Linked DNA regions of Homo sapiens: region 2 is linked to region 1. Evidence: read pairs that join two places in POLR2A ChIA-PET (ENCODE). Cell type or tissue: PC-9. All regions are shown on one strand.

Region 1 (5,000 bases):
CCTAGATCGGCTAGAAAACTGGTAAAGGATGAAAGAAGCTTTTCCTTTCTTTCTCGAAAGCTAGATTGAATTCTGATCTTAACTGCAGGCCCACAGAATTGGTACTATATCTCCAACGTGGGGACTTTTCCATATTCAAATTTAGCCCAAGAATTAAAGTTTTTACTTTATTTCGGCCAGGCGCTGTGGCTCACACCTGTAATCCCAGCACTTTGGGAGACCAAGATGGGCGGATCACTTGAGGTCAGGAGTTTGAGACCAGCCTGGCCAACATGGTGAAAACACATCTCTACTAAAAACATAAAAAAATTAGCCGGGCGTGGTGGTGCGCACCTGTAGTCCCAGCTACTCTGGGCGGCTGAGGCAGGAGAATCACTTGAACCTGGGATATGGAAGTTGCAGTGAGCGGAGATCTTACTACCGCACACCAACCAGCCTGGGAGACAGAGTGAGACTCCATCTCAAAAAAATAAAAATAAAATAAAGTTTTTACTTTATTTGGAGAAACTTTGTTTTAAAAAATGTATTTATATTATTATATTTTAAGTATATTTTACTTAATAATTCAATTAAGGCTTTTGGTTTAACTGTATTTAACAGATAGACAAACCTTTTAATTTTAGTTATTTTAGTAATCTAAAATGACACATGCCCTTTTTAAGGGAAAAAATTCAAATACAGAAAATTAATCAAGAGAAGAAAAAATTTTTAAATGAAATCATCAGCAGTACTAGTAGTTAAAATTTAGTTGATGCTCAATCTAGACATCTGTCATTATGTATATACACATTATGTATATACACATAAAGATAGAAATTTATACAGTTTATATTAGGATCATTTTTTTTTCTTTTTTTGGAGTCAGGGTCTCACTGTGTTACCCAGTCTAGAGTACAGTTATGCAGTCATGGCTCACTGGAGCCTTGACCTCCTGGGCTCAGGCAGTCTTCCCACCTTAGCCTTCTCAGTAGCTGGGACTACAGGCATGCACCACCACACCTGGCTAATTTTTAAATTTTTTATAGAGACAGGGTCTTACTTTGTTGCCTGGGCTGGTCTCAAATTCCTGGGCTCAAGGGATCATCCCACTTCGGCCTCTCAAAAGCTCTGGAATTATAGATGTGAGCTGCCGTGCCCAGCCCAGGATCTTCCTTTATATGCTTTTCTGTAATTTGCACTTTTACCTTCATCCAGCATATCTTACTGCAACCCTTCCTGTGCAAGGCCCTATAGTGAGCATGTTGCACCAGCTTGCCTTAGGAGAAACTTGAGATACAGAGCCTGCACTGGAAATTTAGCGCAACTCTACATGAGAATGCCTGTCTATTCATATCCTCACTAACCCTGAGTGTTGTTAATTTACTGAAAGCAGTTTTAAATGCTTCCTGACCAGGGAACGAAGAAGCTTAAGTTCTGGGAATGGGAGGATAGAAGTGCCAGAAAAGAGCTCAGGAGTTCAGAAATCCCTGCAGCGGTCCCCCTCCCTCTCCTTTCACTTTCTGTCTTTCTGGTCTTTTGGTCTTTGTTACACTAGTGATAAACCATCAAAGAATGATGGAATGATGCTAACTTCTCTCTTTTTTTAATTTTTTTGAGACAGAGTCTCACTCTGTCACCCAGGTTAGAGTGCAGTGGCATGATCTTGGCTTACTGCAACCTCCTCCTCCCAGGTTCAAGCGATTCTTAGTCACAACCTTCCAAGTAGCTGGGATTACAGGCCCATGCCACCATGCCTGGCTATTTTTTTGTATTTTAGTAGATCGACCTGCCTCGGCCTCTCAAATTTTTGGGATTACAGGTGTCAGCCACTGCACCTGGCCTAATATCTCTATTCTTGGAGATAGATTTAATGAGCTTTTTCTCCCTCTCTATTCACTTATTCCTTGTGCATGTTATCAATATTTTGAAACATAATGTCATGTCCTTTGATCAGTTGAAGGCTGACATTGAAAAGGCTTATGGGGATTGGGTGTTGTGGCTCACGCCTGTAAATCCCAATGCTTTGGGAGGCAGAGTCGGGAGGATCACTTGAACCCAGGAGTTTGAGACCAGCCTGGGCAACAAAGTGAGATCCCATCCCTACAAAAATTTAAAAAACTAGACATGTGCCATTACACTTCAGCCTGGGTGACAGAGTGAGACTCCATCTCAAAAAACTAAACTAAACTAAACAGGCATGGTGGCACACACCTATAGTTCTAGCTACTCAGGAAGCTGAGGTAGGAGGATCACTCATGTCCAGGAGTTGGAGGAGGCAGTGAGCTATGATCATGCCATTGCACTGCACTAGGCCACAGAGTGGGACCCTGTCTCAAAAAAAAAAAAAGAAAGAAAGAAAAGAAAGGGCTCATGTAGTTCAAGCCCTTCTCTTCATGCAAGGGGATGCTAAGGCCCATGATGGTGAAGGGCCTGGCAAAGCTTGCACAGATAGTGTGTGACAGAGCTGGCTCAAACCCATCTTTGGGAGCTGTCTAATCTCTTTTTCTGAGTCTTTATGTTCATAGACAAGTTAGGATGAGTAAAGTAAGTGCTAAATTCCATATTTCGTGTTCTGCATATCTGGGCTCAGATGCTTGTCATTTTCCAGTGATAACTCCATCAATGCCTCCTAGTGGTATAAATTTTAATACTTCTTGTGTGCCCAGCCCCCTCTTAGAAATTTGAGATTTTAGGAAGGGACTAGTAATAAAAGGTAAAATAAATTATTTTCTGGCCAGGCATGGTGGCTCACACCTGTAATGCCAGTACTTCGGGAGGTCGAGGCAGATGGATCACCTGAGGTCAGGAGTTCAAGACCAGCCTGGCCAACAAGGCAAAATCCCATCTCTACTAAAAATGCAAAAATTATCCGGGAGTGGTGGTGGGTGCCTGTAATCCCAGCTACTTGGGAGGCTGAGGCAGGAGAATCACTTGAACTTGGGAGGCGGAGGTTGCAGTGAGCTGAGACTGTGCCACTGCACTCCAGCCTGGGCAACAGAGTAAGACTCTATCTCAAAAAAAAAAAAAAAAAAAAAAAGGCCAGGCGCAGTGGCTTACACCTGTAATCTCTCAGGAGGCTCAGGCAGGAGAATCACTTGAACCCGGGAAATGGAGGTTGCAGTGAGCCGAGATTGCACCACTGCACTCCAGCTCAAAAAATAAATAAATAAATAAATTATTTTCTTTTTTTATTTATTTTTTCAGCATCCACCCAACATGGTGAAAAATTCCTCTTTTCTTAATGTCACTGAACTGTAAACTTAAGATGAAAAATTGTAAATTTCATGCTATATATATTTCACCACAATAAAAAAATTCCTTGTTCTTATTGTAGTGGTCTCCATGTCTTCAGTATTTCCTTCCCCTTCTCCATCTCACCTGTATACATTCACTTTGGTAATTAGCATCTTTCTTAATTTATTGGCAGGATAACGTCATTAGCAGAATCTCAACTTCAGACCCGTCAACAAATTAAGAAACTGGAGGAGTTGCAGCAAAAAGTTTCCTACAAAGGGGACCCCATTGTACAGCACCGGCCGATGCTGGAGGAGAGAATCGTGGAGCTGTTTAGAAACTTAATGAAAAGGTAATTTAGCATCCTTGTCCCTTTCCCTCATCTAAAAAATACCTAAAGACTCACGTGGTAGAGTGAGAGGCGGGCTGACTTCTGGTCATGGCCGTGGCGCGTGAGCCCATCTTCTCTTTCCTCAGTGCCTTTGTGGTGGAGCGGCAGCCCTGCATGCCCATGCATCCTGACCGGCCCCTCGTCATCAAGACCGGCGTCCAGTTCACTACTAAAGTCAGGTAGGCCATGCCACTTCCATTTCCAGTAGAGATTTTACTGAGGGACACTGTTAGGGTGAGGGTAGAGTTGGTGGCCAGGGTCATTCTTTCCAGGTGTGGTGTCACAGGCAGTACACTGTTGCGGGGTTGAAATTTGTTGCCATACTATCTGCTTGCTCTCTGATTCTGATGTCAAAAGCAAAAGAGCAGTCATCTTTTTGAAGGTACCTGGGCATATTCCTATGATTGTAGACCTGGAGTCTCAGGCCACAGCTTCTCCTTCTGCCCAAGGGACAAAATAATGTCATCTATTTTCTGTTCTTTGAGGCTACTCTTCCCTGTGGATTTTAAGGGAAAGAGTAAGGCTTAGTGATGGGGAAGCTGAGAGGCCCCAGGGCAGGTGGGTGGTGGGCCTGTAGGGTGAGGTGTTACTTTCACACTCAAGTCAGAACAGGTGTGCTGGGGTTTTGACCTTCTGCAGCAAAATTTCCCTCCTCAGAAACTTAGTATGGTGTTCGGTTTCAGGATTAATAGAACAAAATGCCAGCTGCACAGCATGTGTTCCTGTAATATTTTTCATTATATGGCTTTGATTATCCTTTTGTGAATCTCTCACAACTTTAAGTTGTTAGTTCTTAGATGTTTTCTCAGTACCTTTGGCTTGAAGGAGTGATACTCATCTTTTGTTTTTGTTTGAGACAGGGTCTCACTCTCACCCAGGCTGGTGTGCAGTGGCATGATCTCAGCTCACTGCAACCTCCATCTCCCAGGTTCAAGTGATTCTTGTGCCTCAGCCTCCTGAGTAACTGGGAATAGAGGTGCGTGCCACCACACCCGGCTAATTTTTTTTTTTTTGAGACAGAGTCTCGCTCTTTCGGCCAGGCCAGAGTGCGTGTTGCAATCTCAACTCACTGCAACCTCCACCTCCCAGGTTCAAGCGATTCTCCTGCCTTAGCCTCCCTGAGTAGCTGGACCGGCACACTCCACCATGCCCGGCTAATTTTTGTATTTTTAGTAGAGACAGGGTTTCTCCATGTTGGCCAGGCTGGTCTCAAAACTCCTGACCTCAGTAATCCACCCACCCCGGCCTCCAAAAGTGCTGGGATTACAGATGTGAGCCACCACGCTCGGCCTTTTTTTTTTTTTTTTTTTTTTTGAGATGGAGTCTTTCTCTATCACCCAGGCTAGAGTGCTGAGGTGTGATCTCGGATCACTGCAGCCTCTGCCTCCTGGGTTCA
Region 2 (5,000 bases), 290 kb before region 1:
AAATAAATAAAATAAAATAAAACAAATAAATTAAATTAAATTAAATTAAAAATTAGCCAGGCATGTTGGCATGTGCCTCTAGTCTCAGCTACTCGGGAGGCTGAGGTGGGAGGACGGCTTAAGATGGGGAGGCAGCTGGGCGTGGTGGCTCACGCCTGTAATCCCAGCACTTTGGGAGGCTGAGGCGGGCGGATCACGAGGTCAGGAGATCGAGACCATCCTGGCTAACACAGTGAAACCCTGTCTCCACTAAAATTGCAAAAAATTAGCCTGGCGTAGTGGCAGGCGCCTGTAGTCCCAGTTACTTGGGAGGCTGAGGCAGGAGAATGGCCTGAACCCGGGAGGCGGAGCTTGCAGTGAGCTGAGATCATGCCACTGCACTCCAGCCTGTGCAACAGAGTGAGACTACTTCTCAAAAAAAAAAAAACAAAAAAACGGGGAGGCGGAGGTTGAAGTGAGCAGTGATCATGCCACTGCACTCCAGCCTGGGCAACAGAGTGAGACTCCTTCTCAAAAAAAAAAAAAACAAAAAAACGGGGAGGCGGAGGTTGAAGTGAGCAGTGATCATGCCACTGCACTCCAGCCTGGGCAACAGAGTGAGACCCTATCTCAAAAAAAAAAAAAAAATACTATGCACATAAATACTATGCATCCAATGGAACATAGCCAGTAGGAATAGAGCAGTCACTATGGGGAGGTCACTAAACACAATTTGTTGTCAGAGGAAACAGAGTATTAGGATATTCTCAGGCCAGATTCAATTTATGCCTCACAAGAGGGCCAAGTCACAAGGATTTCCAAGGAACCACACTAGACTTCAGTTTAAGGTTGTCTCCTGGCTCGGGGTAGGTGATCCTCTTGAGCCGTATTGCCTATGGTTGTGTCTTAGAAGCAGAAGTAGTAACCTGGCCTTCTTAAGCTCCGTGACCTAAACTCCATTCTGTTCATCTCTACTTCATCCCTTCCGGGTACCCTGGGGACCTAGTACCTTTCTATACCATCCCTGTGGCCAGTGTTATCTGTGATTCATTTCCATCCTTGGGGCCCAGGCTGATGGGGTACTCTTTTTTTTTCTTTTTTTTTGAGACTGAGTCTTGCTCTGTTGCCCAGGCTGGAGTGCAGTGGCACGATCTCGGCTCACTACAACCTCCACCTCCTGGGTCCAGGCGATTTTCCTGCCTCGGCCTCCCAAGCAGCTGGAATTACAGGCGCATACCACCATGCCCGGCTAATTTTTGTATTCTTAGTAGAGATGGGGTTTCGCCATGTTGGCCAGGCTGGTCTTGAACTCCTGACCTCAGGTGATCCACCCACCTCGGCCTGCCAAAGTGCTGGGATTACAGGCGTGAGCCACTGCACTCAGCCAGGTATTCCTTATAGAGCCATTTCCATAACTTGAAATCTATGTGGGCACCACAGAAAATTTCAGGGAGCAAATTTCTCTAGGTTCAGAAATCCTAAAGAAGGATGGGACGTAGAGAGAATGGGAATTCTCAGGGAGTACTGTGTGTGTCAGGGGAACGAAGACGGACAGCCTTCAAGTCTTTGGGTGAGATTTAGGGCTGTTTGGTCCAGTGTTTGCCTCATTAGCCCAGTTGTAGGTTGAGGATCACCAAGGACCTCTCTCAGCTCCTCACCACCTCCTTCTGGCCATCTCTTGACCATGGCTGTGCTTCTGTGTCATTGCAAAGTTGTCTTAGAGGAACACATCCAGTTGGCAACTTTTATTCTGTGGGTGACCTTCCAGCTGTGCTGGTTCTGACCGCACCCTTTTCCCGACTGACTTTGCAGGTCAGGCCTTGGAACTGCCATACCTTCCACTGATAATCTGTTTTACGCAGCTGTCTGCAGATCCAGTTATGACTCATGACTATTATTTGATCTGGCAGGATGTAGAATACTTGTAGTCACCAGTTTGTTTCCATTCAGGTGCTAATGGCATCTTGTATAATGTGTCCATTGGGAAAATTTCCAAAGTATCAAGTATCAGAAATTCAGCTACATCAAGCCATTTGGTTTCTGATACTATAAGCTATTTGGTGTAAGGATCTTGGAATAGGCCAGGCCTGGTGGCTCACACCTGTAATCCTGCTACTTTGGGAGGCTGAGACGGGCAGATCACTTGAACTCAGGAGTTCGAGACCAGCCTGGGCAACATGGCAAAACCCTGTCTCTACAAAAAAATACCAAAAAAATTAGCCAGATATGGTGGTGCATGCCTGTAGTCCCAGCTACTTGGAAGGCTAAGGCAGGGAATTGCTTGAGCCCAGAAGGTCAAGGCTACAGTGAGTCGTGATCGTGCCACTGCACTCCAGTCTGGGTGACAAAGCAAGACCCTGTGTCAAAAAAAAAAAAAAAAAAAAAGGGGGAATCTTGGAATAGCTTATGTTATGCATGAATTTTAATAAGTTAATTTCTAGTTGGAGAAATTACATCTTTTTTCCCCATTTTCCAACTCCTCTCTGAAAACAGTCTAGGATTAAAGTCTCAATATTCCTGATCCAATGTGGTCAACACATTAATTTGTCCTGGGGTGTGCTTTTATTTGATTATGTGGCAAATCTCTTAATGTCTTCTTGTTAATGAAAAGAGGAGGAGTAAAAGTTATGGCCTTGACATCATTTTTTCATTTGTTCAACAAATGTTTTTTGAACAGCTACATTGTGCAGGGCCTGTAGTAGATAACAGGGAAATAGAGATAAAGACACTGTCCCATCCCATAAGACATTATCCCACCTCAGCCCCCCAAGTGACTGGGTACAGGCGTGTGCCACCACACCCAGCTAAGTTTTGTATTTTTTGTAGAGACAGGGTTTCACCATGTTGCTGAGGCTGTTCTCAAACTCCTGGGCTCAAGCAATCCCACTGCCTCGGCCTCTGAAAGTGCTGGGATTACAGGTGTGAGCCACTGTGCCTAGCTGGACAACTTATGTTTTGCAACATTTTATTTTGAATTTGAAAAAACAAACCAAAGCATATGATTATATGCAAAAATTATATTTATGTTCAGCAGTCCATCCCTAGCATTTCGAGTATTTATTCATCACTTTAAGAGTTTCATTGAGGCCAGGTGTGGTGCCAGGCACCTGCAGTCCTAGCTACTTGGGAGGCTGAGGCAGGAGGATTACTTGAGCCCAGGCATTTTTTTTTTTTGAGACTCACTCTTGTGGCCCAGCCTGGAGTGCAATGGAGCGACCTTGGCTCACTGCAACCTCTGCCTCCTGGGTTCAAGTGATTCTCCTGCCTCAGCCTCCCAAATAGCTGGGATTACAGATGCCCACCACCATGCCTGGCTAATTTTTGTCTTTTTAGTAGAGACAGGGTTTCACCATGTTGGCCAAGCTGGTCTCGAACTCCTGAAGTCAGGTGATCTGCCCACCTCGGCTTCCCAAAGTGCTGGGATTACAGGCTGAGTCCAGGAATTTGAGGCTGCACTGAGCTATGATCATGCCACTGCACTCCAGCCTGGGTGACAGTGTGAGACCTTGTCTCCTAAAAATAAACAAACAAAACAAACAAACATAAAAACAACAAAAAAAAACTTTTGTTGAGATACTTTATATCCATTTGTATTGCATATTAATGTATACAATTGTATATCATGAATGTATATTTTATAATACTTGTACACTAACTAATATATTATAGAAAGTTCATTTAGAATGTTAAGTTTTCTTGTTGGTCATGGTATGAAAAATATTGAGCTTGTTTCTTTGCTTGCTATTCTTTTGTAGTTCTAAATTTGAATCAAATATATCCACTTTTTTTTTTTTTGAGATAGAATCTCCCTCTGTTGCCCAGGCTGGAGTGCAGTGGCACAATCATAGTTCACTGCAGCCTTGAACTTCTGGGTTCAAGCAATCCTCCTCACTCCAGCCTCCTGAGTAGCGAGGAATACAGGCACCTGCCACCAGCCCTGGCTTATTTTTGTGGAGACAGGGTCTCGCTATGTTGCCCAGGCTGATCTCAAACTCCTGGCCTCAAGTGATCCTCCCGACTTGGCCTCCCAAAGTGCTGGGATTACAGGCATGAGTACCCAGCCTCCACTTGTTTTTTGAAATAACCCTAAACCCTCATGTCTCCCATAGTTTTCAGAAAGAGAGTAAAAATCTGTCTGAAATAAGAATGTATTGATCTCCACCACCAAGCAGTTAGATTTCTCCTTCTGTTCTGTTATAATCATCTCTGTTTTTCATATCTACCTTATTGTCATTTACCATCTGTGGCCACTTTACCTCTAGCTTCTTTTCCTGTTTACTCTTCTACTTATTTACACTTAAAATATACTTGTTTCTGATTATAAAAGTAATACATATTAATTATAGACCATTTGGAAAATATAGAAAACAAAAAGAAAGGCCAGGTGCAGTGGCTCATGCCTTAATCCCAGCAATTTGTGAGGCCAAAGCAAGTGGATCACTTGAGGCCAGGAGTTTGAGACCAATCTGGGCAATACAGTGAGACCCCATTTCTAAAAAAAAAAAAAAAAATTAAAATTAGCCAGGTATGGTGGCACCACCTGTAGTCCCATGTACTTGGCACACTGAGGCGGGAGGATTGCTTGAACACAGGAGTTCAAGGTTACCATGAACTATGATTGTATCACTGTACTCCAGCCTGAGTGACAGAGCAAGACTGTCTCTAAACAACAACAACAACACCCCCAAAAACCACTGAGTGTTTTTTCATTCAAAAAACTGCCAATTTGCTGATTTACATTTTAAGCCAGCTTCAGACAAAGTATCCTAAAACACAGATTTTTATTTTTTTTGAAACAAGGTCTTGCTCTGTCACTCAGGCTGGAGTACAATGGTGTGATCTCGGCTTGCTGCAACCTCTGCCTCCTGGGCTCAAGTGATCCTCCCACCTCAGCCCCCCAAGTAGCTGGGACCACAGGTGCACACCACCATGCCCTGCTAATTTTTGTATATTTTCTAGAGACGGGTTTTGCTGTGTTGCCCGGGCTATTCTCAAACTCCTGGGCTCAAGCAATTTCACTG

The links. ChIA-PET counts read pairs that join two places held together with the same protein. Peaks named below come from ENCODE experiments on the same cell type or tissue, not always from the same donor. Only the 100,000 strongest peaks of a DNase experiment are listed, where the experiment ranks them.
Region 2: POLR2A ChIA-PET joins it to region 1 with 13 read pairs; 2 of 35 experiments call an interaction of 5 or more read pairs at or near these places.

The regions. Positions count from the first base shown.
Region 1 is chr17:42,332,456-42,337,455 of GRCh38, reverse strand. STAT3 (signal transducer and activator of transcription 3) reads left to right here. Exons shown (of 24, transcript NM_139276.3): 8 at 1-21; 9 at 3,407-3,565; 10 at 3,691-3,783. Among named protein-coding and RNA genes, the nearest start is that of STAT5A, 46 kb to the right of the region's middle. RefSeq lists enhancers at 1-92, 3,843-3,892, 3,913-3,972. In PC-9, CTCF peaks have their summits at 2,439 and 2,646 (motif pointing left); no DNase peak of the experiment used is centred here.
Region 2 is chr17:42,621,157-42,626,156 of GRCh38, reverse strand. No RefSeq gene overlaps it. Among named protein-coding and RNA genes, the nearest start is that of TUBG1, 14 kb to the right of the region's middle. In PC-9, no CTCF peak of the experiment used is centred here; a DNase peak (open chromatin) is centred at 1,886; H3K27ac peaks cover 925 bases.